2 separate regions of the Mus musculus genome follow, and region 2 is linked to region 1. A link is a loop called in an ENCODE intact Hi-C map of the cell type or tissue named here. Cell type or tissue: left cerebral cortex. All regions are shown on one strand. Each heading gives the region's core, and the rest is flanking DNA. Links, peaks and the distances in the headings are about the cores only.

Region 1 (16,769 bases), core at 3,884-11,883:
GCTCACAAACACTTGGAATTCCAGTTCCAGGGGATCCAATGCCTCTTCTGGCCCCTGTGGGTACTAGGCACACATATAGCACACAGGTATATATAGAAGCAAAACACCCATATACAGTAAAAAAAAAATTCTGCTTCTCCTCAGACCTGGCTGTTGTGGTTTTCTTTCCTTCTCACAATAAAGTACCTTGCCCTCCCCTTCTTTAATTAAGGGTCTCTTAATTATAGTGGCCTCTTCCTCCTGGGATTGCTAGAATTACAGGCGTGTGTTACCATGTGTGGCTCAGAGTTTACACTGCACTGGGGGTCTCTGTGATTGACATCTCTTCTCTTCTCTTCTCTTCTCTTCTCTTCTCTTCTCTTCTCTTCTCTTCTCTTCTCTTCTCTTCTCTTCTCTTCTCTTTTCTCTCTCTCTCTCTCTCTCTCTCTCTCTCTCTCTCTCTCTCTCTCTCTCTCTCCCCTTCTTCTTTTTTTGAGACAAGGTTTCTCTGTATAGCCCAGGCTGTCTTAGAATTCATTCTGTAGATCAGGCTCGCTTCAAACTCAGAGATCTGCCTGCCTCTGCTTCCCCAAGTGCTGGGATTAAAGGTGTGTGCCACCACCACCACCCAGCAATATCTCCTTATTTTTCAATGCTATGACTCATCGGTCACTTCCCTTTCTTTCCCATCCCCAAGCCACCAGATACCCAGTTTTAATCAAATCTGCTTCTTGACATTATCAAACCCATCTCCCTGTTGTTTCTCCTCTGCACCTCTGGACGTGTGTGGAATATTCTCTTCTGTCTCTATTTGTTTACATTCTAGCCAGACACGAACACTTAGGCAAAACAGCACTGATTCTCAGCAGAATTATTTTCCTTTATTTGTATATTATTCCATCATTTGCAATATTCTGTTTTGTTCTAGGTCAACATTCAAGTTCTTAAAACTCTATAAATGCCTTAAGGGCTAGGGCTATTTTCTCTTGTTACTTCTGTAGTCCCTAAATACATATCTTGACTTAATCCCTATGGTGTGTACTATGAATCAAGGTCCTCCTGGCACTGCTGTGGCCTTGTTATTTAATGGTCTCATATGTGCCTGTGTGTTTAGCCCCACTGATACTTAAATTCCTCATCAAATAGCTCAGGCAGGAGTTCAGGGTCAGCTTACGCATCTGGGCAGGACTCACACACAGAACTCAAGGGTCCTCTGCCTGCCTCCCCCACCCCCTGCAGAATTTTCCTCCATTCCCCAGCTGTTGCAGTTGTCCCAAAGTTTGGCCTCTATGAGTTTGACATAAACTGCATTTCCTTGCCCTCCCTATATGACACCAGATGGGGTGTGTCCATAAGCCACCAGCCACCAGTGGGGAGGTGACCCCTACCACATCCTTTCCCAAGGGCAGACCCAACTGCAGTTCCTGTCTGCTTTCTATGAAACCTCAGTGGTGCTTTTTATGTTTCACTAGCATTGAGCATCTTCTGTGGGCAGGTAGGGCTCAGCGGGAAGTACTTGGTCATTACAGAAAGCAGCACCTGCCTTTGCTAAAATTCGGGATGTCATTGTAGACACCCTTCTGCCCCACGCAAAGAACTACAAAGAGTATTAAACAGATGCCAGAGTTGTCCTCAGTTGTAAACAGAGGGGGTGGTAACTGTTCCGAGTCTTCACTTAATTAAAGGCATAGTGACGTTGCTTTTGCCTGTTACATGAGGACATCACTACAAATGAGTGGATACTGGATACTTAACGCCCAGTTTAACGGCTGCTAGGCTCCTACCATCTACTCGATGCGAAGAAACTAAGAGGAAGCAACAGGGTGGGTAACCAAAGGCTTGCACTTGAAATGTGCTGAAGTGCACACACATTTTACGATGACTTATGACGCTGACATTGGTGTGGGTCACAGAAGACAGAGCAAAGCTTCCTATCTCCTTTTAAATAAAGTTCCCAAGGTCACCCTTCCTCTGTCTCCTCTTCCAGCTCCTGAAACACTCTCTAGTCCTCCTGATCACATCATCATCATCATCATCATCATCATCATCACGATGTGGCTTTTTGAGATAGGGCTTCAAGTAGCCCAGGTTGGCCTGGAACTTGAGATGTAGTTGAGTGCAACCTTGAACTCTTGATCCTCCTGCTTCCACATCCCAAGTGATGGAATTATAGATGTACACTACCACTCCAGGCTGTTCTTTTTTTTAAAAAAAATTTTTATTACATTTATTTACACCTGTGTACATGCATGTGTGCTATGGTACCCATGTGGAGGACAGAATATAGAACTCTTGGGGACTGGACCTGTCCCATTACCATGTGGGTCCTGGGGATTGAACCAGGCTCAATTGAACAAGGCTATCATGTTTGGCAGCAACTCCTTACCCTGAGTGTTCTAGCCCATCCTGTCTCCTTCTTTTTTTCCTTCCTTCCTTCCTTCCTTCCTTCCTTCCTTCCTTCCTTCCTTCCTTCCTTCCTTCCTTCCTAAGATTTATTTTATTTATGAGTACACTGAAGCTATCTTCAGACACAAACCAGAAGAGGGCATGAGATCCCATTACAGTGGTTGTGAGCCACCATGTGGTTGCTGGGAATTGAACTCAGGACCTCTGGAAGAGCAGTCAGTGCTCTTAACCACTGAGCCATCTCTCCTGCCCCGTTCTATTTCCGATTAGTAATGTTTGTGACTGCCGGAGTTGTGTCATGTATCTGTTTCTGCTTATTGTGACCAGGGTAGCCTTACAGAGCAGCACCTCCATGGTCTCCTCCTCCTCTCTGTTTGAGCGTGTGTGGCCCATGTGTAGTATGATCGTGAATGCCTATGATTTGACAGTTCCTTCTGTCACATTTACACATTCCACATACATGTGGAAGGGAAGCATGCTTAAAGATGGCAGAATCTGCGTTCTGTGTGCCAGGCATTGTATTTACACATTATCTCTATGCTTCTCCAGTCTTCAGATGAGGAAATTTAGGATCCGAGTCACTGTTCTGTTTTCACTCCAACCCACAGCCCCCACCACACTGCGGCACTTCTAATGAATTAACGTAAAATGCTTCAGGGACCATGACAAAGAGGTCTAGGCTAGCAGAGGATGCTGGATTGTGTTGTGTGCTTACGAGGCTTTGGGGTACAGTGGTTGACTGAAAGGGCGTTAGTGGGGGCTAGGTGTGGCAGGTGGCTTGAGGGGCTGTACAGATGGAAGAGACCGAAGACTGACTCCTGCTCTTTTTTTTTTTTTTTTTTTTTTTTTTTTAATTTCGAGACAGGATTTCTCTGTGTAGCCCTGGCTGTCCTGGAGCTCACTTTGTAGACCAGGCTGGCCTCGAATTCAGAAATCCACCTGCCTCTGCCACCACCACCCGGCTGACTCCTGCTTTCTTAATCCTTTCTCCTACAATGTAGCCTCATAGCACCCTGTCTGCTCCTCAGATACCTCAAGCTCACTTTAAAGATAGACATATCCAAATGCTGGCTTGGTTAATCCATCCACTAAAATTAATTAAGGCTGCTACGTTGGAAGTCCTGCAGGCAATTCAGTCTTTAAACCTTGAGTAACACAATTTCAAACACTAAACCACCCCTTTGTTTACTTATAAGCTAGAAACGTATAAGCTTTTAAATTCCCTGAATATCCTGCCAATTTGGTCCAATGGGAAAAGAAACCCTTCTTATACCTGTAGAAGTGACTCCATTTAAAGTTAGTACTTGTTCTAATTTGCCTCCTATTGTAATGACAAATACCATGACCAACAACAACTTAGGGGAATAAAGGGTTTATTTTAGTTTGTACTTCCAGGTCTCAGTCCATCATTGAAAGAAGTCAGGGCAAGAACTGAAGCGGGAGTTCACCAGGACTGCTTGCTGGCTTGCTCTATACTTCATGCTCAGCTAGAGTTTTAATACAGTCCAGGACCACCTGCCTGGGGAATGGTGCTACCCACAGTGGGCTGGGCCCTCCTACATCAACTAATAGTCAAGACAACCCCCTACAGACATGCCCATAGGCTAGTCTTATCTGGGAAACCTTTCTTTTTTTCTTTTTTTTTGTTTTTGTTTTTTCGAGACAGGGTTTCTCTGTGTAGCCCTGGCTGTCCTGGAACTCACTCTGTACACCAGGCTGTCCTGGAACTCAGAAATCCGCCTGCTTCTGCCTCCCAAGTGCTGGGATTAAAGGCGTGCGCCACCACGCGGGGCTCCTGGGAAACCTTTCAATTGAATCTCTCTTTCTTAGGTGACCCTAGGCTGAGCCAAGTTGACAGTTAAGACCCAACTAGGGCATGGCTTAAATAAAATTTAACAAGACCCTGTCTTGAAAGGAAACAACAGTCTCTCTCCCACAAAACAAAACAAAAACCCAGAAAAAGGAGGAAAAAAAGAAGACTGAGGAGGAGGCAATAGAGGATTTAAATCACTGACTGAGGTGCGACCATCAGAAGGCAGGTGGAAGGCCACTCAGGAAGCGAAGACAGTTGCACATTAAGATCGTACACAGAGGGGCTGGTGAGATGGCTCAGCGGTTAAGAGCACTGACTGCTCTTCCAAAGGTCCTGAGTTCAAATCCCAGCAACCACATGGTGGCTCACAACCATCCGTAACAAGATCTGATGCCCTCTTCTGGAGTGTCTGAAGACAACTACAGTGTACTTACATATAGTAAATAAATAAATCTTTAAAAAAAAAAAAAGACCGTACACAGAGCCCTGGGAAAAGCAAAGCTTTTCATAAAGTCACCTCACTTACCACTGAGGCAGCGGCAGGTGAAACATGAAAATTATCAGATAACTTAAGCCCTTCTCCAGCTAAAACTCCTCCCACCCACCCCCACCCCGGTATCTAAAGCTTTCCACCCAAGATGGTAACAGCTAACAAATGGGTATGCTAACATTTTAGGAATAGCTATCTATCCTTGGGCTTCTCCTCCCCCAGGTGGACATCCTGAAGCGGGGTGGGAAGAAAGAAGAGAATCTATCTCTTGTTGGAAGAGCATCCAGTGTGGTGCACGGGTTACTTTATCGTCACGACATCCTTATGAGGCAGGTGATGGATGAGATGCCATAGAAAGGATGGGTGGCTTTCACAGTAAGTGACTGAGCTGGCCAACCACAGACCTGAACACATGGTCTCTGCATTAGCAGGCATTTCCCAAAGTTGACAGGTTAAAGCTGGCTGGAGGGCTGCTGCCTGGGAACTAGGCTAAGATACATCAGAAGCCGCCCCAGAGGCATCCGCATTAGTCTCTGCTACTCAGCCTTATTTTTAAGCCATGGAGAAGAGGAGGAAAAAGCTTACTGGAAGCTATCCTTTCAAATACGAACAAGCCAAAGAGTTAAAAATCTGCTTGGATTTCTGACATGTTCACTCCATTATATTAAAATTTCCACTGAATGTCAAACACTCCTTGAGGGGAACATTTCGGTAGCTTGGTGGCTGAATCATGTAGCAATTATGAGTGTAACTTCTAAAGCAGTTTCCAGAAGGAAGGGGGATTTTTTTTTCAAAGTATGTATAAATATACACACACCGCGATACTCTCCATATAGATATCTCCAAGCCAGGCTCCCATTTTTAGGGTCTATTTATATGCAACCAGCTCTAAGACTTCTCAGAAAAGGACAGGCCTGCACCGTCGCCCAACTAACATCCTGCAGAGCAAAACTTCTCTTCCACTTGTCAGGCATGACCCACTTTCAAGGTTCAGGGTCCGTATGAGTCACAGGCGTATCTTCTAAGGACCCTGATGCCTGCAAACAGCCCGTGAGGTGAGAATGCTAAGAGCTCAGTCTGCTACCTCACACTCTCGGCTCAAACTACACTGGCGGTGGGTGGGTAAAAAAAAAAAATCTAGACTTGTGGGGACCTTTTCAATGGGACACTTTGCTTTACAGTCAGACAGGCCAGAAGCAGAAGCATGCGGAAGTCAGGGCTTGTCCTACCCACAGGGAGGGAGCTCAGCACGGCTTGCACAAGGCAGGTCACAGGCATCCAAGTTTCCTACTTTGGTGGCCTGTGTGGATACCGTTCTGTACCCTTCTCTTACACTCTCGGGTCCTCCGCTTTTGCAATGGCCTGGACTTCCCCTGAATTTTCTAAACCAGACTCCAGGCCCTCTTAAGTTTGTATCTGGAGACATAGTCACTCGCACGCATTCTTCCTGCTAGACCTAAAGCTCCCTTCAGGTAAGACGAACACCCAGTCCTCCTTTTGGGAGCTCCTGGAGCCTTGCTGGTAGATGCTCAGACAAGAGACTTAAATTGCTCCTTAAGTGGGGGTCTCTGAAAGCCATCTGCAGCTCAACAGAAGCTGGAAGGCTGTTCAGCTACCACCCGAGCCTCAGCGGGTCACTCCTCACACAGCACTAGGGTGGTCAGATGGCTCCCTCGCATGCTGATGGTGTTTCTGTGTCAGTGTGCTTTGTGTGCTCCCAGCATCCCTAAGGTGAAGCGGTCTGATCAGGCGATGACTGTTTAAACACACATTAATCATGCATTAGAAGTACTAGGATGAACGGCACAATGCTCAGGGAAGTATCCTGGACACAAGGCATCCATTACAGACAGCAGCGATCGCTCACGGCTTGCCTGTGTACACATTTGGAGAGTAAGTGTACTCCAGGGAGCTTCGCTTACTTAAAAAAAAAAAGATGGAAGAGGGAAAGATGGCATCTGCACGCTTCACAGACACCGGGGCTTAGGAAGAAGACTTGCCAGGCAGCTGGAAGCTTTGGACTTTACTGGTCGACCTGACAGATGAGCTGTCCAACATAAGTATCTGTCAGTTTTTTCAGCTGTGTTCAGCAGTGTCCCTCTTCCTTCTTAGCTGTAGAACCAGACACTTCCTACACTGCCCCGGCAGACTCTGGTTACAAATGCAGGCTCCATGCCTGACATGGGGGCTGGGGGAGCTGTCTCATCTCTTCCAGGGTTAGGGCAACTTTGAAAGGCTCTTTAGCTTAGCGGCCACCTATGACAGATGTGTGGCAGACGGGTGGTTAGAGAGTGGAAGGAGGGAGCAGAGGGCCAGTGAGTTGCTGCCAAGGCTGATGACCTGAATCTGATCCCTGGAATTCACTCCGTGGAAGGAGAGAAACAATGCCCACAGTTGTCCTCTTATCTCCACGTGTGTTCTACAGGATGTGCATATTCGTGCGTGCACAGTGTGCACACACACAAATGTAATTACAAAAAAATTCGTCCTGGGTCCTTGGAGTTGCTGATTCCATACCTCATCTCAGTTGAGGCGGGCATACATGAATATTGATGTAACCACTCCTTTGGGCAGAGTCATTATCAGTTGAGCCTCAAAATCATCATTTTATCTAAGTGACCACAGACCAAGGTCAAGTACTCACTGGGTAAATCTGAGTTCAGTGTGAGCGTAGCCTAGGATCTGGCATCTTGAGATGGGGAAGAGAACAACAACTGCACAGCTGGGACATCTTTACAACAACCTGTAGATTCTCAGCTGCTGAGCCCTGAGAGAGAAGCCAGCTGCCCTCACTGTCATTTTAGTACTTTTAAAAGCAGGAACACACACACACACTAATATAATGCCTTTCATATAAATAGAAGTCGATCACATTTTAAAAGCTGGTAATATGTAAGAATGCATGAAGAAAACACTAGAAAAAAAAACCCTTAAATATCAGCATACTAAGGTACTAAAGTTACTTCAAGGTTTATTTTTAATCCTAGTTTCTAAATGCTGTATGCATGACATATAATCTTGTTTATTATTAGTGTCCCTATGTGCACACATGGATGCATGCATGCCACAGCCCACGAATGGAGGCTAAGGGGATAACTTTGTGTATTGGTTTTCTCCTTCCACCCTTATGTGGGTTCCAGGAATCGATTTGTGAATCGCCACCTACCAGATGAGATAGCGTGTGAAGTCCCTCAGATAGTGGCATGCCATGAGATGCTTCTGAGGGTTAGACTGGGTAAACTGTTCAGAACGGCCCTTCTCTATGGCGGCGAGGAGCTGAAGGAACATGCCTGCCGCCCCTTTGAGGATAAAGGAACGACAGCCCACACAATCTACTTGTCCCAGGCCTGACTCCCATCTTGGGTGGGACACTATACTAAATGGATCCCATGGAGTGCGTTCTGCTGGGCTCCGGTTTGTACAAGCACCCTCGTGTTTCAGGGTTGCTGTGTAGTGAAGCTGCCAGTGGGGGGCCCCATCAAAGGTGCCCATGCAGCTTTCCCAGGAGGAGTAAAAATCAAACAACAACCTGCTCTGCACAGCCATCAGCCTCCTCACCAGGAGGGGAGAGCTGGGGCAGCCTCACGCTGACTTTTCATCCTTCCCCAGATAAGCAAATGCCACACTAAATATGTATCCCACACACACTGTATCAGGAAGACAGAGCCACCTTAGCATTTATGCTCGGGCCAGGGCTCTGTTGTGTGGATTACAGTCAACTGTAATGAAATGACTCTTCTCTACCACAACCTAATTTCCCCTTATGCCATTTTAATGAGATTCCGCCCAGTGTCACACAGGGGTACGTGTGTAATTACCCTGCATAACTCCGCCAACAAGAAAGGAATGCCATTTCCTCACCCAGGTATTGCAAAACCAGCAACAGCTCAGCAGTCCATCTCCCTTGGTGCACTGCTGCATTTTAGAGCTCTGGGGAACACAGACATCACAAAGATGGTGTGCTTGGGCTATGGAGCTCTAGCACTGCAGACTGGCGACCCAGAAAGTGCCATGTGAGAAGAAAGGGAGCCCCTAGCCTCTGAGTCAGGTCCTCTTTAGCTGGGACAGATGATGTCTGGATGTGTGGCTGTTGTACAGCTTGCTGTAGCTTGTTAGGAGTTGCTGAAAGAAAGATGGATTGGCTGCAGCCTTCGGGTAGTTCATCTCGGAAGGGAAGTGAGCCAGAGAAGGGGATGGAGGTAGAAATAGTTTTGTAATTTAAGGACAGCTTAAGTCAGCAGGAACTGAAATGAAGATGGGGGGAGGTAAAGTCTGGGCCTGAGAAGTGGTATAACTAGGGAGGGGTGTGGCCCTCGCTGTGGGACGGCCCTCCTATGGTTCTCTAAGTCCTCTCTACCAACAACTTTGCTTTAGACTTCGATAGGAAAATGTTCTTGCCTTTCCCCAAGGGCTCTGAAATTAAAACCACAGCCCAGGGACTCCTCTTGCAGGCCTGTGCAAGGGCAGAGCTAGGAGCTCACCATTGTGTCATCTTGCCGTACTTAATAAGGAGTCCTCGAGGTTTCCCTAAGGAAGCTTAAATGCATGGAACCTGCCAGGCAGAGCTTGAGGAAGGACCACACTTCACAAAGACCTTGTTGGCTGCTCCTTGGAGTTCCCCCTGGAAGCAGACCCACCTGTTATTGTGTGGATTCAGTGAGTAAGCCTACTGCGGTGTTCTGAGTAAGAATGGCCCCCATCGGTTCATAGATTTGAATGCTTGGTCACCAGGGAGTGGCATTATTAGGTGTGACCTTGTTGGAAGTGTGTCACTGGGGGTGGGCTCTAGGGTTTCAAATGCTCAAGCCCAGTGTGTGTGTGTGTGTGCGTGTGTGTGTGTGTGTGTGTGTGTGTGTGTGTATCTTCCTGCTGCCTGCAGATCTGGATGTAGAACTCTTAGCAACTTCTCCAATACTGTTTGCTTGTGTGTTGCCATGATCCCAGCATGACTACAATGGACTAAACCCTGAACCTGTAAGCCAGCTCCAGTTAAACTCTTCACCTTGAAGAGTTGCCTTGGCCATGGTATCTCTTCACGGCAATAGGACACTGACTATGCCCTCACCTATAGAGCGCAGCTTCTATAATGCACACACATCATCTGTAGCTTTTCCCCCAAACATACGGCAGCATGAGGTCCCCACAGGTGAACTTCAGAATAATGAGCTACACTGAGCTTTTTAAAAACTGAAGAAGCCATCTTTCATTCTTGGCCCAACCCTTGATGGTAGAGGGAGGCAGGGGGAGGGACAGAATTAAAGAGAAAGGTGCCACTCGCTCCTGTACTGGAACTAAACACTCAACAAAGAGGAGGTTTGGTCAGAGGGCACTGGGAGAACCCATGTGGATAATACCTGGTCTTACCTTCTTGTCAGCATGGGGCCTCCCCAGGCTCTGCTTACTGGGCATGCAGGCCCTTTGTTTGACTGCCCCCCACCCCCAACTCCTTCTTCACACAGCCTTAAACCACAGCTTTAATTTACACTCTCTGTGTAAACAGAGCACTTAGCAAGCTCTACTTCATACTTTTGCATTTGTTACCTCCGAGGGTGCTATTTGCACCTAGGTGTGTGAAAAGTAAAACGCCAGTAATAATGGCAGTTATCACACTCTAATCCTTTCCACGGGTATCCCGGGTATCCCGAGCTTGCCTGTGATTTGTACAGGCACAGACAAAAAAATCCAGAGCCAAGTGGAACAAATGGCCTTCCTATTTAACTCACTTTTGATGACTACGATTGTTCATTCTCATCATTAGTAGATGGCATCTACTGTTCACGTGGGTATGTGCATGTGTACCTGAGGGTGCGGGTTCACAAATGCACAGGAGTGTGGAGCTCAGAGGTTGACACTGGGTGTCTGCCTCAATTTTCTCCACTTTATTGTTGTTGTTGTTAGTAGTAATACTTCCCTTATTTTTGGTTTATCAAGACAGGGTTTCTCTGTGTAGCCCTGGCTGTCCTGGAACTCACTCTGTAGACCAGGCTGGCCTTGAACTCAGGGATCCACCTGCCTCTGCCTCCTGACAGGCATATGGCACCACTGCCTGCCTCACTTTATTTTTTGAGATCGGGTTTCTCACTGAAGCTAGAGGCACAGACTCAGCCGGGCTGGCTGGCCAGTGAGTCCCAGGGGTGCTCCTTGCTCTGTCTTGCCAGTGTTGAGACTACAAGCTCATGGCACCATGCCTGGCTTCCGGGTGCCAGGGATCAGAACTTAGGTCCCTGTGCTTCCTTGCCCAGGACTTCATCGCAAGGCTCATCTCCTTAGTGGCCCTCCTCCCACTGTGTAACTGGCAGATGCTAGATGCTTGCTAAGTTTCTGTTCTCTGAGAAAATTCTGGGCTACTTGGGCAGAATGATGATTAGAAAAAGATGTGGGGAGGGGGCCTGGAGCCACTCTGTCGGAGCCTGCGGGTGCCCAGAAGCAGTGAGATATCACCAAGAAAAGGACAACTCAGTTTGTGACCTTCACATTCCTTTCTGCTTGGCTCCTGTCACTGGGAACTGGCACAGAACCACAAGGCTGTGATCCAGTGTGTTCTGGACCAGATGCCTTTGCCTGTAAGTCACCAGGTGGATGCCTTGATGGAGCTGAGACTGGGAGCAGATCCTCAGCGCACTCACTGCTGTCACTGGCCAGGAGGTGCCGCGGGATAGTGACTCTGGCCTGGAACTACTCAGCCTCTGTGTGGTTCCTTATCCCTAACGTAGGGACTGAGAGGCCAAGTAGGAGGTGGGGAGGGTTGTTGGATGAGTGATGTCAAGGAGTAGGCATAAGAACGACTCCACAGAGGTACACGGGGTTGCTCTTTCCTTGCTCTGACACCATCCCCAAATGTGTAGGTGACAATGTGTGTAGGGGAAGGTGTGACTCATCCTGGTATGCCGCATCTGAACAACTGCTATGACATTTCTCTTAGCACTTTCGTAGCAACTCCTTCTATATGGCTTGGCACTTGACGTATCTACCTTCTCTTGAAATAGCCTTGTCTAATGAGGGATGAGAGAGGACATTCTATGCCCTTAGTGAGACTTGTTTCCATCGTCTTACAAGGCCTAAGACTAAGAGATTGACTTTTTTCCCATAAAGTTTTCTTAAAATATTTTTGAGACAGGCTCTTGCTACGTTACCCAGGATGACCCTCTTTTTTTTTTATTCTTTCTGACTAGTGTGTGGGTACACACATACATATGTGTCCATGTCTGCAGGCCAGAGACCCCTCATTGGGTATCTTTTCCATTGTTCTCTACCTTATGTTTTGAGACCTGGAGATCACTAATCCAGCTAGGTTAACGAGCTACGGGGAGCTGCTTATCTCTCCGACTCCTCAGACTGGAATTAGAGGTGCACTGTGTCAACTTTCAGCTGGGCACTGCAGATCCACACCCAAGTCATGTTTGTGCAGCAGGCACATTACTGACTTGAGTTGCCTCCCCAGCCCCTGCCTGCCAGCTGCCCTTTTTAGATGTCTTCCACTATAGCCCAAGGAGACCTGGAACTTGCTGTACTTCTCAGGCTAGGTTTGACTTGCTGAGATCTTCCTGCCTGTCTTTTAGATTACAAGCAGGTGCATTACACATAGGACTTTCTTGGGATTGGATATTTGTACAGTTGGGTCATTCCCTCAGCCTTTCAGAGTATGTACCTTGGGGGAACCTGCTATGTCTATCCACTCAAGATTTACCCACTCAAGCCTTGTCAATGAACCTGGCCACAGTACTCCATAAACCCTGGCTAAACTGGTCTCAGAAATGTTCCTTCTGCATGCTGTTAGGTATCAGCCATTTGGCACCCATAGCATTCTCGCAAGCTCTTAATTACAGTGGGCATCCATCTCAATGGAGAGACAAAGTTCCCATCTCTCAAAAGTGTGGTACAAAGAAAGCTGGACAGACTGGCTGGGTTTGTTTGGGTGTCCCTTAACTCTAAAATATATGGTGAAATGAAAATAAGGGGTTAGAAAATGTAGAGCTACCCTGGAGAGATGGCTCAGAGGTTAAGAGCACTGACTGCTCTTCCAGAGGTCCTGAGTTCAATTTCCAGCAACCATGGTGGCTCACAACCGTAATGGGATCTGATGTCCTCGTCTGGTGTGCCTGAAGTCAGCGACAATGTATTCATATACATAAAATTAATAAATAAAAATGTTATGGGAGAATAATAAATATTAGTGAACAGATGAAAGAGCAGTTGGGTGAGTTTAGTCTCAGAGAAAACATTCAGGAAGGCTTTCTGGGAATGACACAATGTAAGATTTCCTAGATAAATCTTTAGGTCAGTAGGGTGAGGTTGAGCGAACCATATACCCTATTGTCTAGATCAAGTGAATACACTGCTGAGAAATTTGACATAGGAATATAGTGAGTGAAATGAGAGTCTGAAACAATTGCCAGCCAGAGGAGACAGTGAGCTTAAAGATACTTCATTACTTTTTTTAATTAATTTTTTTGTCTATATGAGTGTTTTACCTAAATGTGTATATGTGTTTTGTGTATAAAAATATAATAAAATGCCAAATACAAGCTCCCTACAACACCACCACTGGAAGAACATTTCCTGATGTGGTACCCAAAGAGACATCTTGGAAAAAAAAACATGCATGGTTCTATGTCCCCTCTTCAGGGACATGTTTCCCCCGGATGTGAAATAGGTTTTGGCAGCTGCTCAGTATTGTTAGACCAAGGGCAGGTCAACTGCTCTCTCAGGCTTGAAATGAAGTTATCATCACAAACCAAAAATACTCAGCATTTGACCAAGAAAAGACAGCCAATGGGGATCCAGTTGCCATGAAGGATTTCTTGTTAATCTTGTAGCAGTAACTGGAAGTCTGATGTGTGCACATGAATGGGAATAGGGAGAAGCAGAGAGATTGCCTGCTGGGTGTAGGCCCTGGGCATCGTTAGCTTCCAAACCTGCATGAAGTTTGTGTATTTGTTTGTTGTTGTGATCGTGGTGGTTTTGGTGAGACAGGGTTCCCCTGTGTACTGTGTAGCCCTGGCTAACCTGGAACTTGCTCTGAAGACCAGGCTGGACTTGAATTCAGAGATCCACCTGCCTCTGCTTCCCAACTGTTGGGATGAAAGGTATGCACCACCTTGCTGACCAGAAATTGATTTTGAGCCAGGATCTTGCTACGTCAGACTGGTTTCAACCCTCTTGCCTCTGTCTCCTGGCCTGCACCACCTTGTCTAGCTAATACACGACCTTTTCATACATTTTCATGAGCTATCTCTGAAGGAAATAAATCTTCCAATGAAGGAACAATGATTCTTCTACATGTCCCGACTCTGATTATGGTCAAGAAGAAACCACCCGTTTCAGAGACCAGTTCCTTCCAGGCAGGGTCCTTGGTGGTCAAAGGGAACCAGTTTTTGGTATTACAAATGGGGGACGGAGAATCCTTCTGGGTTTCGGGTATTGACAGGATACTACCTGTGGATAAGTCAAAGATGATGCTAAATACATGCAAACGGGGATCATCTAGAAAGTTACTCGTCGCTGTATTCACCTAGCCTGGATGAAGGCCACTTCCTCAGCACTTCACAGACTAACTTGAACATGACCTCATCACACTTCCCAACTAATGCTTGGTTTGGTCTAATCCTATTTTTTTATTTACATAATAATCTCTAGAGCAGATAAGGTTTTATTTCTCATAAATTTATTCTAACCACTGTACTACCAGGGAGCTTTCTCAGAAATTTATGGGCTTTTACAAAGGAAGTTACTTTGGGGAAATTACTTCAAATGCCAAGGAACTCAAGGGACTTAATCTTGGAATTTATGGTTCTATTTTTAATGTTTTAATCCTGACACCTTTTTTCCCCCCTTAAGTCCCTTCAAGCATCAAAGGCATAAATCAGCTCCTACACAAAAGCTCCACCACGAGGGACATGAGCTTCCTGCTGACGGCCTTCAAATCAGGTTTGGGTTTTTTTTGTTTGTTTGTTTGTTTGTTGGTTGGTTTTTTTAGAGAGATGTAAAAAACAAACAACATCAAGGCACTTAAAATAGACATTATCTGAGATGACATCCTTTTTTTTTTTTTTTTTTGGCTCCAAAGTTTTCAACATCTTAGTTACTTATAAACATGTGCTCAACAAGAAGAAACAGAATGGAGAAATCTACAAGGCTATGATGCTGTTCCTGGGTCACGTGCAAATGAAAATATCTCCAAATATAACTATATCTATGTTTCTTCACCTCCATTTTGGAATACTCAGTATCATCAAACAAAATGATTTTAAAAACATTTTTTTTTTAAAGTCAGGGTCTATCACTCTATAGCCCGGAAATCCCTGTATAGAGCGAGCTGGCCTTGAATTTGGGGGAAATCCTTTCTCTGCCTCTGCCTCCTGAGTATTAGAATTAGCGGCAGGGGCCACCATGCCTAGAGAGGGTCTGTAGAAGATGGCTCTCAGTCCTTTCCCCGTGTGTGTATCTGTCCAGACAGGCTCTGCAGTGTTGGTTCATGAACTTCAGAAAAGGAAGGAACAAGCAGGGAGGGAGGTGGCCAATGTTCACTAAGGACAAACTTTGTTTTCAAAATCCATTTCAATGAATTTGTTTTAGTTTGTGCATGTGTGGCATCTATGTGTACGTCTGTGTGTATGCACATGCATATGAGGATGTGTGTGCACGTGTGGCCTGGGCTGGCACTGCAAAACTTCCTTTACTGCTCTCTACCTTCTAACTGAACCCGGAGTCACTGATTTGGGCTAACCTGGTGGTCAGGGGACCTCCTATCTCTCTTTCTCCAGCACCTGGCTTTTTACACGGGTGCTGGTGATTCCCACTTGGGTCTTCACATGTTATGAACTGAGTTATCTCCTGGCCCAAGAGCTGACCACGGTTTAAACTGCTTGCTTCTGCTTCAGTCTCCACAGCACTGAGGCACTGTTCCTCCCATTTTCCTAACTCTCTCTCTCTTTATCATCTATCTCTAGTTCTGTAGAAGTGAAGAATTGTCACTTCCTTTATTTATCCTTTTATCTACAATAACTGGTGTGTGTCTTCTCTTACAGAGCTTGATCATTCGCTCCAGTGAGGTGGTCAGAAAAATGCGAAGCCCATGCTCGATCCCAGCTTCTCCACTGACAGTGGGGAGGCAGGCAGGTACTCTGTTATATTAGTCAGGCCACCTCCTGTACATGTAGTTTTAAGTCAACCTGACACAAGCCAGAGTCACCAGAGGATGAAGTGTCAACTGGGAGGCTGCTTCCATAAGATTGTGCTGGAGGCACACCTGTGGGGCATTTTCTTAATGAGTGATTGATGAGAGAGGGCCCAGCTCTTTGTGGCTGTGGCCGGCCCTGAGCAGATGGTCCTGGGTTCTGGAAGAGAGCGGGCTGAGCAGGCCACGGGAAGCAGTACTGCTCCACGGCCTCTGCATCAGCTCCTGCTTCCAGGTCCCTGTCCTGCTTGAGATCCTGTCCTGGCTTCCTTTGATGATGAACTGAGATGTAGAAGTGTAAGCTGAAAAAAATCCTTTCTTCCCCAAGTCTCTTTGGTGTTTCATCACAGCAATGATCACCCTAAGACGCCCCCAAATGAAGTACTCCATTGCTAGACAGGACAGCCTAACTCCAGGCACCATAATCTCGAGCACTGTGCTCTCCTCCCAACCCCACAAGACAGAATCTCAACACTTAACCTAGGCTGTCCTACAACTCATCCTATAGACCAGGCTGGCCATGAACTCACAGAGATCCACCAGCCTCTGTATCCTGAGTACTGAGATTAAAGGTGTGTTTACCACATCTGGTGGGAGCACTGTACTCTTTTTTATTTTTTTATTTTTATTTTTATTTTTTGCACATTGTATTCTTAAGACTTTTTAAAGATGTATTTATTTTATATATTTGAGTTCAGTGTTGCTGTCTTCAGACACACCAGAAGAGGGCATCGGATCCCACTATAGATGACCTACCATGATGGTTGCTGTGATTTGAACTCAGGACACCCGGCGGAGTCATCTCTTTAGCCCTCTAAGATGTGTTTTCAAACAGTCTCTTATCAGCATGGCAGAACACATTTAGTGGTACCTTATACAATAAACAATGGCAACAACAAAACAAA
Region 2 (16,769 bases), core at 2,875-10,874, 88 kb before region 1:
TCAAGTCCCAGCAACTACATGGTGGCTCACAACCATCTGTAATGGGATCTGATGCCCTCTTCTGGTGTGTCTGAAGACAGCTACAGTGTACTCGTATACATAAAATAAATAAATCTCTAAAAAAAAAAAGAACATGTGTACATATATACACATGTATGATGTAACTATTGTTTTTTTTAAAAAAAGAAAAAAAAGAAAAAAAAGAAACCCTGCCTCAACAAAACCAAGGCAATGCCAAATGCAAACATTCCACTTTCCCTTGGAGAAGATTATTTATTTGGTCAAAGTAATAATGCACATGTTCTTAGTAAGATAATCCCACACATATATGTGTACACATACACATAATTCTATTTTGGAGCACATGTTCACAAAAATAAGGCACCCAGCACTTTGCTGCTTGTAATCCCCTGACCCCTGGTTTTTAAATTGTGGCCCAGGGAAATGGCTCAGTAGGTAAAGGTGCCATTTGCTTAGGCCGACGCTGCATTGAATCTCTAGGACCCACATGGTGAGAGAGCCAGGTTTTCAGAGCTGTCCTCTGACCTTCATATGTGGATGCACACACATTGGCATGCACAATAAATATAAAGATGTGAGATTTAAAGAATGAGCCCCAGGAATCCTGCCTTTGTCATCCAGGGGTGGGATTTGCAAGTGTGAACCACCCATGCATGTATTCATTGATTGCTTGTGTTTCATGGTTGATGATGATTAAAAATATCTTTCACCTGCTGGAAAGAGTTTGCTGTAATGCATGACATTTGGTTCCCAGTATCTCATTACTTTTTTTTTCCTCGAGACACAGGACCCTGGCTGTCCTAGAACTCACAATGTAGACCAGATTCCGAGATCCATTGACTTCTGCCTCCCAAGTGCTGGGATCAAAGGTGTATGCTACCATGTCAGGCAGATTACTTCCTTTTTAAATGGAAAACCATACAGTCATCCCAGGATAGGATTCTCCCACTATCCCATCCAGCAAAGACTGTGAACTGTTTGTTGAGATAATATGAAATAATTAGTGTCTGTGTGCAGTTTGAAAGGAAGTATCTGGGTAGAGAGTGAGTGTCTGGTTTTACATGTTCTTGCTATCAATGAGGAAGTGACTGATCTTTTTTTTTGGGTGGCTGTCGCTTATTTTATAGGATGATTTTTCAGGATTGTCACCTTATGAAAGGAAGAGACTGAGGAACATCAGAGAAAATGCAAACTTTTTTGCTTCCCTTCAGTTAGCTGAGGTATGTATGAAGTTTGTAATGAAAGTGAAGGTGATGGGCTGGAGAGATGGCTCAGCAGGTAAGAACACTGACTGCTCTTCAGAAGGTCCTAAGTTCAAATCCCAGCAGCCACATGGTGGCTTACTACAGTGTACTTATGTATAATAATAAATAAATCTTAAAAAAAAAAAGAAAAGAAACTGAGAGTGAGCTAATTAGATTCTAATCTTCCATAGTGTCCTATGAGGGAAGGCAAAATTCAAGCAGTGTGTGACGCAAGGTGGTTTGTGGTCATTGTCCTCCTGCTTTGGTACTCACTGCAGAGACCAGGCTGGTTTTGAATTTACAGTGGCTTGTCTGCCTCTACCTACCACAGTGCTTGGATTAAAGCGTGTGCCACAGTGCTTAGCTGCTTGTTTTTCTTTGTATGTCCTGTTTTAGACACTTGTGAGCCTGCTGGTGGGTGTTGCATGCTGCCCCTCCCTGAACGTAAGTGGAGGCTGGACTGTAGTATTTCAAGGTCATCCCTAAGCTACATAGTAAGTTTGAGGCCAGCCTGGGTTACATGAAACCCTATCTCAAAAATCAAGATCAGCAAAAGAGGACTGCAAACCACTTGGGAAAGTTTATTAGCCAGTAGGTTCCCAGAGGGTCTTGATATTTACTTACTGGGCTCCTCTTCTAAGCGATGTCTGATGGCAGCCCGATCCATGTTTTTAATTACCGTGTTTAATTGAGTCTAGGCATTTTTTTTTCTTTTTTCCTTTTTTTTTTTTTTTTGGTGTGTGTATATTTGGAGGCCAAAGGTCAATCATGGATAAGTCATTCAGGTGTTTGCCTCAGGAGTCATCCACTTAGGGTTTTTGAGACAGGGTTTCTCTGTGTAGCCCTGGCTGCCCTGGAACTTGCTCTGTAGACCAGACTGGCCTGCAGCTCAAAGATCAGCCTGCCTCTGCCTCCTGAGTGCTAGGATTAAAGGCTTGCATCACCATGGCTGACTCTTCCAATTTCTTGACTACATTTATTTTGAGAAAGACAAGTGCATTCTATGGCACATGTGTGGAGGTCAGAGGTCAGCTGTGGTCCTGTCCCACGTGGGTCCTGGAGCCCAAATCCAGGTTGTCAGGCTTGGCAGTTTTGTTTTTACAGAGCCATCTCACTGGCTCTTTTATTTTGAGACAGCCTTGGTAGCCAAGCCGGCCGTGAACGTACTGCATTTGTCTTCAGACTCCTAAATGTTGGGTTATAGATAAGTGTGAGCCACCTCACTCCACATAATAGGTTTTACAGTTCTCTTTTGCAGTGTTGTGAATACAGGCACTCCTATGCATGCTGAGCAGGTGCTGTGCTTCAGAGCCACACTGCCCGTCCTGTGGTAGTATGTTTACTAAATACTGTATTTAATCCTGTAAACTCATAAGCACCTTGGTTCAGGAACCAGAATGCCAGTATGTTAGATGGCGATATATACTCGCTTTTGTTATTGACAGGCGGTATATTTATCTACTAACAATAAGTATCACATCTTAAGACTCTATATTTTCTAAATAAACGTAGCTATAGTAGCAGACACTTAATGGGTAAACAGTGTAGCTATATGGTAGCATATTTATGTGTACATATATGTTGTGTGCTTTTCAGTCGGCTGCACGGCTCCGTGGGATGATAAAGAAGCGCGAGTCACCTGAGTCAAAGAGGTAAAACAGAAGAGGATGTGCTTAACATCCTCTGGACCGAGAAATGTTGCTGAGGGTTTCAAGTTGGACCGAGAAATGTTGCTGAGGGTTTCAAGTTTGCGACAGGGCTCAGGCCTCAAGCTTCTTACTGTCTTCTCAAGTGTTTGGGTCATGGGCGTGTGCCCTGTTGCCTAGCTCACACATTTATTGTTCACAAAGATTGGTGATTCCTTGGAAGTCATGTGAGTCTGAAGGTTCTGGCATTTAGTGTTTGTAGAGGCAGAGGTATCAGGTTGGTAGCGTGGGGGTTGTAGTTGGATAGTAAAGAGGACAGAGCCTTTGAAAGTGAACAAATCTGGGCTGGTTCAGTGGTTAACAGCTCTTCAGTCGACCTAGGTTTGGTACCTAGCACCCTCATGGCTGCTTAAACTTACTGCCAGGGAATTTGACCCCTCTTCTGGTCTCTGGGGACTTCTGCACAATGTAGAGATTATAAGCTCACACATACACTCACAAATATACATTAATAATAAAATTAAAAAAAAATTTTTAAGGTAGAGTTTCTGTGGCCGTTCTGGAACTTGCTCTTAGACCAAAGCCAGGTTTAAATTTGTTAAAGAATTAATTTTCGTGTTTTTCAAGACAGGGTTTGTCTGTGTAGCCCTGACTGTCCTGGAACTCTTTCTGTAGACTAGTGTAGCCTCGAACTCAGAGAGATCCTCCTGCTTCTGCCTCCTGAGTACTGGGATTACAGGTCTGTGCCACCAGCCCTTTTTTTATTTTTTTGCATCTCATGCAGATGAGACACACCTTGTAACACAAGCTGTCTTGAACTTGTGAACCATCGAGTGATGCTTATAATCTGATGCCATTTTCATATTTTTTGGGGATTATCTTTTAAAGTTTCATTAAATTTTGTGTTTATGGGTGTGTACATCCTACAGCAACTTGTGGGAATTGATTTCCTTCCACCATGTGGGTCCCAGCCTTGGCTACAGGTCCCTTTGACACTGAACCATCTTGGTGACCCAGATTTATTCTTTCATCCCCCCATGTGGGGTGTGTAGTGTGTGCTGTGTGTGTATGTGGTGTATGCAGGTGAGTGTGGGCACGAAGGCTGTGTGAATGCATGCACAGGTGTGTAGTGTGTGCTGTGTGTATGTGGTGTATGCAGGTGAGTGTGGGCATGAGGGCTGTGTGAATGCATGCACAGGTGTGTAGTGTGTGCTGTGTGTATGTGGTGTATGCAGGTGAGTGTGGGCATGAGGGCTGTGTGAATGCATGCACAGGTGTGTAGCATGTGCTCTGTGTATGTGGTATGTGCAGGTGAGTGTGGGCATGAGGGCTGTGTGAATGCATGCACAGGTGTGTAGTGTGTGCTGTGTGTATGTGGTGTATGCAGGTGAGTGTGGGCATGAGGGCTGTGTGAATGCATGCACAGGTGTGTAGTGTGTGCTGTGTGTATGTGGTGTATGCAGGTGAGTGTGGGCATGAGGGCTGTGTGAATGCATGCACAGGTGTGTAGTGTGTGCTGTGTGTATGTGGTGTATGCAGGTGAGTGTGGGCATGAGGGCTGTGTGAATGCATGCACAGGTGTGTAGCATGTGCTCTGTGTATGTGGTATGTGCAGGTGAGTGTGGGCATGAGGGCTGTGTGAATGCATGCACAGGTGTGTAGTGTGTGCTGTGTGTATGTGGTGTATGCAGGTGAGTGTGGGCATGAGGGCTGTGTGAATGCATGCACAGGTGTGTAGTGTGTGCTGTGTGTATGTGGTGTATGCAGGTGAGTGTGGGCATGAGGGCTGTGTGAATGCATGCACAGGTGTGTAGCATGTGCTCTGTGTATGTGGTATGTGCAGGTGAGTGTGTGGCTATGAATGCTTGTGTGCATGCATGCACACATTGGACATAGTCGCTCTCTTATTCTCTATCTTATTTTCACTGAACTGGAAGCTGTCTCTTTTGAGCGAGGCTAGTCAGCTAGCTCTTAGCATCCTCCTCATTTCACCTTCTAATGCTGGCCTTAAAGGTCTGCATGTCTACATCCAGCTTTTTACACGGTGTAGCAACTGACCACCTGCTGAGCCGTCTCCCCTCCCAGTTTGTTTTCTGAGATGGGTCCCCGTGCAGCCCTGTTTGCCTGTACCTATTCCACTGTGTAGCTCAGACTGGCTTCAGACTTGTGGTTCTCTTGGCTTTGTGTTGTCAGTGCACACTGCCTCATTGCAGCACCCACTGCCTCAGTTTATTCTATGGTTAATGTCCAGATTTTTATCATTATGAAGAGTGCTTCTCTGTACCTGCTTTAATTATCTAATATTTATACCTGTAAAGAGGTGGAGGTATAAACTGAGATAAAAACCTGCTACCTCAGGGAGGTAACTTTATTTTCTTAGCTATACACAGAATATCTATTTAGAAGCATGATCCTGCTACCTCTTTAGAAATCTCTATCTGTCCTCAGATTTAGAGGGCTTCTAAGCTCTCTTTCCTAGAAGACTGTTTTAGTGTGTCCTGCCCACTGCTTCTCTGCTGTTACTGAAAGTCCGAAGAGACAATTCCTGTCTCTTACCTTGAGCTCCTTTCATAACTGAGAAAAGGGAAGTCAGAGGAGAGAGAAGGTAGGGATGTGAGGAAGGAGAGAGGGAGAGAGATATATCGAAGGTCCTGTTGCTTATAAAAAGTCTCTTGCTCCTCCCACACAGTCTTGGCAGGCTGCGCCTCATTATCATTGTGGGTGGTGCTGCCAGCCAAGTCTGTAGGAGTGAACTGTTTTACCTTTAAGGTGGGGATAGCTCAAGGCCACCCAATTGTCTTTGCCTCAGGTCATAGACCTCTCTGAAGCTACTTCCCTTAATAGGGAGGGTTGGGGTTAGGGTTTAGGGTTAGGGTTAGGGTTAGGGTTAGGGTTGGGGTTAGGGTTGGGGTTAGGGTTTAGGGTTTAGGGTTGGGGTTGGGGTTGGGGTTAGGGTTAGGGTTAGGGTTAGGGTTGGGGTTGGGGTTGGGGTTGGGGTTGGGGTTGGGGTTAGGGTTTAGGGTTTAGGGTTAGGGTTGGGGTTGGGGTTAGGGTTAGGGTTAGGGTTAGGGTTAGGGTTGGGGTTAGGGTTAGGGTTGGGGTTGGGGTTGGGGTTGGGGTTAGGGGTTAGGGTTAGGGTTAGGGTTGGGGTTTAGGGTTTAGGGTTTAGGGTTAGGGTTGGGGTTAGGGTTAGGGTTAGGGTTAGGGTTAGGGTTGGGGTTGGGGTTGGGGTTGGGGTTGGGGTTGGGGTTGGGGTTAGGGGTTAGGGTTGGGGTTTAGGGTTTAGGGTTTAGGGTTAGGGTTGGGGTTGGGGTTGGGGTTGGGGTTAGGGTTGGGGTTGGGGTTGGGGTTGGGGTTAGGGTTAGGGTTAGGGTTGGGGTTGGGGTTGGGGTTGGGGTTAGGGTTTAGGGTTTAGGGTTGGGGTTAGGGTTGGGGTTAGGGTTGGGGTTAGGGTTGGGGTTAGGGTTACCGCCTTAGTAGGCGGCAACTTTCCATTCCTTAGCATTCGTATCTATGGAGGCTTTTAGAGGCACACCCAAACTGAACTGTCTCCAGGATGCACCTAACTGCTTCTGAAGAAGTCATTATCTATCTAAGCTTTTTTTTTTTTTTTTTTTAAAGATTTATTTATTACTATATCTAAGTACACTGTAGCTGTCTTCAGACACACCAGAAGAGGGCATCAGATCTCATTATGGATGGTTGTGAGCCACCATGTGGTTGCTGAGATTTTAACTCAGGACCTCTGGAAGAGCAGTCAGTGCTCTTAACCACAGAACCATCTCTCCAGCCCCCCTATCTAAGCTTTTATATTTTGCTAACAGTTAAGTTTTCTCTGTACAGTAATTAAATGTCCTGTAAGAATTGTGTCATGGGGCTGGTGAGATGGCTCAGCAGGTAAGAGCACCCGACTGCTCTTCTGAAAGTCCTGAGTTCAAATCCCAGCAACCACATGGTGGCTCACAACCATCTGTAACGAGATCTGACTCCCTCTTCTGGTGTGTCTGAAGACAGCTACAGTGTACTTACATATAATAAATAAATAAATCTTTAAAAAAAAAAAGAATTGTGTCATGGGAGATCCCTGGGGGTTGGAACGGCGCAATAGGCAAGTGGTTTTTAACCACTGAGCTGCACTCTAGCCACTGTTCAGAGCATTCTGAAGTCTGAGCAGTTGTGGGTGAGTGGGGGTCTCTGGAAATAGATTCCTATGCAGCTTGTATGAGCAGCGTGTAAATCATTACCTATGCTATTACCTTTTTTTTTTTTTAAAAAAAAAAAAACATTGTTGGTGAGCAAATCCAGAACTTCACCATTGAGCTACATTTCCAACCTTATCCATTAGTTTTTGGAAGTACTCTAAGAGGCATCTCTTTCCTCAGCTTTCTCTCCCTCTGGTTTTTTTATTTGTTTCACCGCATGTTTTTAGTGGTTCACTGTGTGTGTGTGTGTGTGTGTGTGTGTGTGTGTGTGTGTGTGTGTGTGTGTGTGTGTGTGATGGCCAGGGGCCAGAGGCTTTCTCTCTCAGAGATATACCCTAAGTCATATTTCATTTTTATAGACGCATATTATTTTATTAGATATGGTTTTTCTTTTCTTGTTTTAATTGCAAAGTTTCTTAGATTTAGTTACTTGTGTGTATGAATGTTTTGCCTGCATGTATGTCTGTGTACCACATGCATGCTTGGTGCTGAGCAGACCAGGAGAGGGTGTGGGTCCCCTGAGGCTGGAGTTACGGATGGTTGTGAGCCAGGCCTCCTGCATGAACAAATGCTCTTGACCACTGAGCCATTTTCTCTGGCCCTAGTTGTTTTGTTTTGTGTTTTCCTCGAGAAAGGGTCTCCCGCAGCTTTGTAAAGATGGAACAGACCTTTAATCCCAGGAAGCACTCAGGAGAGAGAGGCAGGCTCTGTAAGTTTGAGACCAGCCTGGTCTACAGAGGGAGCTCTAGGACAGCAAGGCTTACACAGAGAAACCCTGTCTCAAGGAAAAAAGGGCAGGGGCCTACAATGTATCTCAGGGTGTTTGGAACTCACCATGTAGCTTACAGGCTGGTTTCTAACTAATGGAAATCTTCCTGTCTTTATGATTGCTGGGTTATAAGTGTGAGCCACTATGCATGGCATTGTTTGAGATAAGGTGTCTCTGTGTAGCCTTGGCTGCTAGAACTCCCTGTGTAGACCAGGCTGGCCTGGAACTCTCAGAGACCTGCCTGCCTCTGCCTTCCAAGTGCTGGCTGGGCTTAAAGGCATGCATGCACCACCACTGCCTGGCATCTGACATTATTCTATTAGATATATATGGTATGTTTTGTTTAATGGCTCTCAACTTCATTGTGCTAAGCTTTTTAGTTTAGGTTATTTTGAGACTTTATTAAAATCAGTGCTGCCCAAGAGATAGATCAGTGGTTAAGAGTACTTGACACTCCTATAGAATACTCAGGTTTGATTCCCTGCAATTACATTGGGAGGCTAACTACTGGTTGTAATTCCAGTTCCAGGATATTTAACAACCTCTTCTGATCTCTTTGGGCAGTGTATGTATATGGTTCACGTACAAATAAGCACACACACACACACACATACACACACACACTCGAGTATGACAGTGCAGCTTTGTATATTTATATATAAAATGTGTGATTGTACCTCTGGTACACATTCTTAGATGTTCATTCCTTTAAATTACTAAGTATAGGACTGGAGAGAGGGCTAAGTTGTCAGGAGCACACATTGTTCCTCTCCAGTGTCCTGGACTTGGTTCCCAGAGCCCACAGAAGTGACTCACTAGCATCTGTAGCTCCAATTCCACATGACTGGATGCCCCTGGCTTTCTTGGGCACCAGGCACACTCATGGTATACATCAGCTTCCACAGGAACACCCAAGATAGCCATAAAAATAAATTTAGAAAGATTTTTAAAAGTTGCTAAATGCATTTTACTATTCAGTGAGAAAAGCATGCGTATTTCCTCCACTCCTTTAGAAAGAGGCCTAAGAAGAAAGAAAATGAAATTGGATGTCGAAGGTCCATGCGGTTGTTGAAAGTAGACCCTTTGGGAGTTTCATTACCAGCATCTCCAACACAGCCAACATTAGTAGAAGAAGAAGAAAATGTAAGAAGAAATACAAATGAAGTGCATTTAGCTTAAGCAGAATCTGAAGAATGGTGTAAAGTATTTGAAATTATACTAGTGGATCTTTGTTTTGTTTCAATTTTATTGATTCAATACTTGAATATTGTATGGCTTAATAAGGCTTTAGAGTTGTTAGTTCTGGGTAATAGTTTGTTTCTCTGCAGGAATTGTGGAGTTTTGGGCAAATCACTTGCTCTTCGTGAGCTTCAGTTTTCAGATTTAAAAAATGTGGGTCCCATGTGTAATCTTGGTGTTTGGGAGGCTAATGCAGGAGGATGGTCACAAGTTTAAAGAGAGTTGAGTTTCATAGTTCCAGGCTAGCCTGAATAGAGAGTAAGAATATTCCTAGAATAAAAGAACAGAAGTTCCAAAATGTTATAAAAGGAAATTAAGTAGAATCCATAAAGGTCTTCATAAGAATTAATACTGAGTAATATATGACCAAACTGATAAAGGATTGAGCTGAGGAGCTGTCTCACCGGGTAAAGTGCTTCCTGTACAAATGTGAGTACCCAGCACCCACAGAAAGCTGGGTGTGGCACCGTGTACTTAATTCCATAGTGAGGTGGACAGCAAACAGTAGAGACCCTGTTTCAAATCAAGATAGAAGGTGGGACCACCAACACCAGAGGCTGTCTGATTTCTACATATTTCTATATGGGTGATGGGCCTGTCCCTCCACATTCACTCGAACACACACGCACATACATCACACATACACAAAATGAAAAAAGAGGATCCCTTGACATAGCTTTTTTAAAGAAAAAAAAAAAAGTGAACTCTTGCAGTCCAAATAGTTCAGGGTGACCTTGAGTTTCTGATCCTGCTTCCACCTTCCCAGTGCTGGGGTCAGAGGTGAAATCCACAGTAGCCGGTTTGTGTCAGGCTCACTAGGCAAGCATTCTGCCACATGAGATTCATCTTAGGCCTTCCTTGGCATTAATTTTGGAAGATGTTTTTCTAGGGGATTACTATGTAACTGAGGCTAGCCTGAAACTCATGATCCCTGCTTCATCCTCTTGAATGCTGGGATTACAGGTGGGTACCATAGTGCACTGTGTGACACCCAACCATTTTGAATGACTGGTGTACCACAGTTTCTGGTGCTGAAAGGAAGTAGTGACAATGAGGACTGAGCCCCTAGCCCTTCTCAGTTTACATTCTAGGACAAACCATGGTTTGCCTTTTCTTTTTGATAGCCTTTGTTACCTCCTGGACCCTTAGAAATGATTCCTGAAAACCAAGATGACAGCAGTGAACTGTTGAAAGCATCTTTGAAGACATGGGCAGAGATGAGCCAGGTATCACTTGGGATGGTTTACGGCTTTTAGGATCATGTACTAAGGAAATTTCATGTATGCATATTCACTTAGCCCTTTGGTCTCTTCTAATGTTGTAGACAAGTAATGAGAAGACCAAGAAGGGGCTGTCTAGTATTAAAAGGTAAGTTAAAATTCCTTGGCTTTTACTTTTGACCTTTGTTTTATACTTTGAGATGCTTGCAATATAAAAGGTGTAATGGATACTATTATAGGAAACCTTGAAAAGTGAAAAAAAATCATCCGTACTATTTCTATGCTAACAATGGTTTGCTTGCTTGATTTCTTTGTAGTGTCAGGGATTGAACTAAAGCCTACAGTGTACTAGGCAAGTGCTGTACCACGGAACTATGTCTCTAGCCTTATTTTATGCATATTTTATTCATTTTTTTACCTTTTTGAGACAGTCTCATTGTGTATTCTGGCTAGCCTCAACCTCACAGAGCTCTCTCTGCCTCCCTCCCCTCTGCTCTGTCTTCTGAGATTAAATGTGTTTGTCACCACACCTGGCTCTATGTATCTGAAATACTTATGTGTATGAATGTTTTGCCCACCTGTACATAAGGGCACACTGCATGTGTCTGGTGCCCACAGAGGCCGGAAGAGTATGCTGCATCCCTGGGAACTGATTGTAAGCTGCCTTGTGGGTGAAGAATAGCAACTGCCCTTAGCCCCTGAGCCATCTCTCCATCTCTCTATGAAGTACCACGAAGTTGTCCAGGCCACATTGTACTGTGCATCATCATACCCCGCCTTTTCTCTCCTCTTACACAGTTCAGGATTCTCTGCTTAGGGAATAGATCAAACTACAGTGGGTGCATCTTCCCACCTCAGTCAAGATAATTCTCTACAGACATTCCTCAGACCTACTGGACTCTCCAAGTGATTCTTGACAAGTGATTCTAAATTGTGTCAGGTTTAAATCAGTATTATCACCTGAAAGCAGTCAGGCCTTGGCTTTGCAGTCCTCACTTCTGAAGTTGCTAAGATATAACCTTCAGCAATAGGCCTGGCCTGACACTGGGTGGAAGCTTTATGAAGGCAGAGTTTATCTCAGCCCTATGACAGCTTGGCATATGGTATATACTCAGTGCTGAGTACAGGAATTCACATTTTATTTAAATACATGGTGTGCGTTCTGTGTAACTCTAACGTGTATATACTTCCACACTGTGCCTGTGTCGTGCGTGTCTGCACAGTTACTACATCGCACTTTCTCTTGCCCTTTTGGTGTTTGGAGTTAGTTTCTGTTTAGTTTGTGTGTGCGTGTGTATGTGCATATATGCTAATAGCCTGTTGGTTAGAGTTCCAGACATGGGACTCATGAGCCATGCATTGGGGACATCCTTATGGCTTTTACTATACACCATTGAATCAGTTCCCTGAACTTTTTCTAAAAATCTTTTATGCTACTAGCAGGACAAGGGCCAGGAGTGCGGATCCTCTGTGGCTGCCTCTGCCAAGCTGTGTCTCCAGGACAAGCATATCAGATTTAACTGTAGCCTCCTAAGGCTTGCTGTCATCATTAAAATGATCAAAGTTAATTTTATAATTGAAAAATAATTACCTTGATGACTTTGTTTTCTGTTGTCACCTGGGAGTTGGATATTTGCCAGTATTTACCTTGTACGTTTTTTCATTATCATAAGCAAAGAGTTATTTTTTACTTTCTTGGACTGTTGAGGTTGTTTTATTTATTTATTTATTTATTGGTTTTTCAAGACAGGGTTTCTCTGTGTAGCCCTGGCTGTCCTGGAACTCACTTTGTAGACTGGGCTGGCCTCGAACTCAGAAATCCGCCTGCCTCTGCCTCCCTAGTGCTGGGATTAAAGGCGTGCGCCACTATGCCCGGCTGGTTGTTTTAATTTTTAACTTACCAATTTTTGTAGCTATAAAGCCAATTTAAGTGGCATGGTCATCAGTGAGGCTACTGTTCGTAAGGTGACCAAAGGAGCAATCTCCTCCGTGGCCCTCCACCCATCAGAAGTGAGAACCTTGGTAGCAGCTGGGGCCAAGTCTGGACAAATTGGACTTTGGGATTTGGTAAGTTGTTGTACTACTACCTTTTGGAAGTTATCTGAAGTCTGCCTGACGGAAATGTGTGAAAGAAATAGCCTAGAACATTTATTTATAAATGTTACTTGAGATTTGTTGTTTTGTGCTTTATGATTTTAAATTTTAGAAATCTGGTAGAGTTTAAAATTGTTTTATAGAACTCTAGCACTTTTAGCTTGAATATCTTTAGCCATCTGGGTATAATTATCTGGCAGAGACATTAAGTGTATATGTGAAAATCACATGAAAACTCTGAGTTTTAACATTATGTTCAAAATAGTGTCTGATAGGATCTGAATGTTAAGTTTTCCTCCATATTTGTGGTGAATTTTTAAAGGTTTTCCTTTTCTTTTTCTTTTTCCTTTTCTTTTTTTTTTCTTTTTTCTTTTTTTGAGACAGTTCTGTAGACCAAGCAGGCTATGAAATCACAGAGTTCTGCCTGCCTCTGCTTCCCAAGTGCTGAGATCAAAGGTGTGTGACATGCCCAGCTAAAAGATTTTATTTTTTAACTAACCTTCTCTCTCTGTCTCTCTGTCTCTGTCTGTTTTTTTTTTGAGACAGGGTTTCTCTGTATAGCCCTGGCTGTCCTGGAACTCACTCTGTAGACCAGGTTGGCCTGAACTCAGAATTCTGCCTGCCTCTGCTTCCTAAGTGCTGGGATTAAATTAAAGGCATGTGCCACCACTGCCTGGCTTATTTTTATTTTTTAATTAAAAACATTATATATATGTGTGTTTTTCCTTGCATGTATGTCTGAATTGTTTTCCATAACTGGTGCTCACAAAAGCCAGAAGAGCGTGTTGGATCTTCTGGAACTAGAGTGTCAGACAGTTTTGAGAGGACACATGGGTACTGAGTCATCTCTCTAGACTGTTTTATTTTTTAATGTTCATGCGTGCGTACACACGCTTGCGTGTGATGTGTGTGTGTGTGTGTGTGTGTGTGTGTGTGTGTGTGTGTGTGTGTGTGTGTGTGTGTGTAGAGCTTGGCAAAAGAATTGATGATCTAGGTCTGGACACTCCCTCAGCTGTTAAGAGCTCTTACTGTTCTTCCAGAGGACATGGGTTCTATTCCCAGCATTCACATGGCAGCTCACAACATCTGTAACTGCCGTTCCAGAGGATACAATACCTCCTGGCTTCCCCCTGTACCAGATACTCACATCAACATGCATGCAGGCTCTTAAGAGTCTTTTTCATTCCAGAGCTTCCAGCATGCGAGGCAAATACTCTACCAACTGAACTACAGTCACAGCACTTACTTATGCCAAGTAACTTTAAATTTCAACTCCTGAGTCTAGAATTTCTTTTGATTTTACATATACATATATATATATATATATATATACACACACACACACATATATGTATGTATGTATTATGTATCTAAGTAAATGGAGGGGTTGGTGATGAATCTCAGTAGGATGCTTGCCTAACATGTATAGTTCTTGGATGTCCCTGGACTTGCTGTGTTGACCAGACCAGACTGGTCTTGAGGTGGTATGTTGCCATGTTGCTTTGACTAGCTTTAGCAGTCCCCCTTGCCACCAATAAGCTAAAGTGACCCTCTTTTCTCAGTTGTCTGCTGGTAGAAGTCATAGGTTTTTTTTTTTTTTTAATTTTTTTTTTTGCTCCGTTATAACTAGCTGGACATGTGGAATATGACTGTGCATTAGCTTTTGTTTTGTTTTGTTTTTTTGGTTTTTTTTTTTTTTTTTTTTTTTTTTTGGTTTTTTGAGACAGGGTTTCTCTGTGTAGCCCTGGCTGTCCTGGAACTCACTCTGTAGACCAGGCTGGCCTCAAACTCAGAAATCCACCTGTCTCTGCCTCCCAAGTGCTGGGATTAAAGGCATGCTCCACCACTGCCCAGCTGTGCATTGGCATTTTTAAACTGAATGTTCAGAAGGGAAGAATTTCAGTACAAAGTTGTTGGTTCTAGTCCTGTGAGATGCTCAGAGGTAAAGATGCTTGTCTAGTGGACTCACATGCTTGAACCCAGAACTCAACATGGTGGAAGGAGTGAACAGACTCAAGGTGTCTTCTGACTTACGTATGTGCATCCTGGCATCTATGAGGGCATGTTGTTGCACACACACACACACACACACACACACACACACACAGACACAACACACACGCACGCACACGATTATAAAATGTTACTGGTGCTGCCTGTCTGGGAGAGTGAACACATTGAGAGTTAGTACGGACAGAGTGTAATTCCGATGTAAATCCTTCAATGATAGCAAGACAGCAACCATCACTCCTTTCCCTAGTTGTGTCTTTTCCTCACCCCCGACTTTGTTCCAGACCCAGCAGAGTGAAGATGCGATGTACGTTTTCTATGCTCACAGTCGGTATGTTAGCTGCCTCTCCTTCTCACCCACCAACCCAGCCCATCTACTGTCCCTGAGCTATGACGGCACACTGCGATGTGGTGATTTTTCCAGCGCTGTGTTTGAGGAGGTAATTATGCAAATGTATTTGCGACCTGACATCAGATGACATTCTGGATTATCAATCACATGCCACAGTGATTCCTGTGTCATGTTGAGAGAAGTGTGGTTCAGCTGAGGGACTGACTCAAGTCCCAGACTGTCTGATACCAGTTGTGTGTGTGACCTTCATAAGTCTCTTAACTTCTGTGCCTTAGTTTCCTTAGCTATGAAGTATTATTTTCAGTTATCTTCCTTACAGTGTTATGAAAGTTAAATTTAATTAGTATGAATAGGTAATTATTTTTAATTTTTGTTTTTTTGAGGTAGGGTCTGACCAAGAAGCCTAGGCTGACCTTGAACTGATTGGTGATCCTCCAACCTCTGCCCCAGATGTCTGCGACTATAGTATGGGCATGTGCCACCATATCCTTGTTACATAACCATTTTATTGTAAGAGTGCTGTTGTGTTTCTAGGCTTAAGCTTTGTGCATATTCATTTTGTGCTAGAGATTGCATCTAGAGCGAAGAGTATGTTAGATAAGAGACATACTACTGTTGAGCCAAACCTCATTTTTTAAAGTCTCATACATTCTTGCTGGCCTCAACCTCCTTACATAGTCACGAATAACCTTGAACTTTTGAGCCCCTTGCCTCCATTTCCCAAATGCTCTGAATCTATAGGTATGCACCATGGTGACTGGCTTATGCTGTCCTGAGGATCAAACTCAGGGATTTATGCATCCTGGTAAATGCTCTGCCAACTGAGGGACACTCCCACCTCTGCCCTCCCAGCACAGCTTTAACACACATCCTGAAGAGATTACCCACACTAAGAAGATGAAGCAGATGCTGTCTGAGACTATTTGGAGCTTGCTCAATGTGCATGCATTCCTGTGCTTGATTTCCAACATGGCAGAAAAGGAACAGAAGAAAGAAGAGTTGAAGGAATCTTTTAGGCTTCTTTTTGAGACAGGTTCTTTCTCTGTAGTCCTGACTCTCCTGGAATTTACTGTGTCACCTGTCTCTGCCTCCCTGAGTGCTGGTATTCAAACCTTGCATTAACTATTTTTAAAAGATAGTTTACTTGTAAAAGTGTTTGCTGTATAACCATGAAGACCTGAGTTCAATCCCTAGGACCCACATGAAAAATTGGTATGCAGAGGCTGGAGAGATGGCTCAATGGTCGGTGGCTGCCCTTCCAGAGGACCCAGGTTTAGGTTGTTGTACCTACATGGTGGCTCACAAACATCTTACCTCCACTTCTAGGAGATCGGGTACCATCTTCTGGCAAGCTTGGGTACCAGGCTTGCATGTGGTCTTCATAAGTCCATCCAAGAACAATACCCGTATGCAGAAAACTAATAAAGCTTTTAATCAAAGAATAAAGCTCTTTAAGTTTGCACTGGTTTTTGAGACAGCCTTGCCATGCTGCGTATGTTGGCTTGGACGTGTGGTTTCTCTCAGTCTTTGAAGCCAGGGTGACAGGCTTGTACTTCTGAACCTGTTAGCCATCACCAACATTATTGTAGCAAACAACTTGCCTCAGTGAAATCAGAATTGAGTAAAACAAATATTAATTAAGACAAATTTTTTGGCATTTTTGAGACGGTCTCACTATGTAGTCCAGGTTGTCCAGGAACTCACTATGTAGAACTATACTGTCCTCAAACTCTCAGAGATCCATCTGCTTTTGCCTCCCAAGTGAGGTGTAAGCCACCGTGCCCAGCTTTGAAAATGAAACATTTTGATATAGCTTTATGAACTGTGAAGAATTTTAATCTACACTAGGGATGTAGCTCAGTTGGTGGAGCAGGGACAAGGCCTTGAGTTCCATCCTCAGTGCCACATAGATTGGTATGGTAGCATATGCTTGTGTCTCAGCAGTTCAAGGTTCTCCTCAATTGTGTATCTT

Evidence for each region. Peaks named below come from ENCODE experiments on the same cell type or tissue, not always from the same donor. Only the 100,000 strongest peaks of a DNase experiment are listed, where the experiment ranks them.
Region 2: it touches region 1 in a loop (3-fold over the local background); 2 of 42 quality-filtered maps call a loop at or near these places.

The regions. Positions count from the first base shown.
Region 1 is chr2:121,603,810-121,620,578 of GRCm38, forward strand. All of the region lies in intron 1 of Frmd5 (FERM domain containing 5), which reads right to left. Among named protein-coding and RNA genes, the nearest start is that of Wdr76, 110 kb to the left of the region's middle. In left cerebral cortex, for the core only: a CTCF peak has its summit at 8,145 (motif pointing right); DNase peaks (open chromatin) are centred at 5,569, 6,712, 8,193, 8,563 and 3 more places; H3K27ac peaks cover 3,798 bases.
Region 2 is chr2:121,516,557-121,533,325 of GRCm38, forward strand. Wdr76 (WD repeat domain 76) reads left to right here. Exons shown (of 13, transcript NM_030234.2): 3 at 1,149-1,241; 4 at 2,862-2,917; 5 at 8,896-9,025; 6 at 10,246-10,347; 7 at 10,446-10,489; 8 at 12,255-12,408; 9 at 14,730-14,885. Among named protein-coding and RNA genes, the nearest start is that of Wdr76, 18 kb to the left of the region's middle. In left cerebral cortex, for the core only: a CTCF peak has its summit at 7,856; DNase peaks (open chromatin) are centred at 5,597 and 8,705; H3K27ac peaks cover 1,169 bases.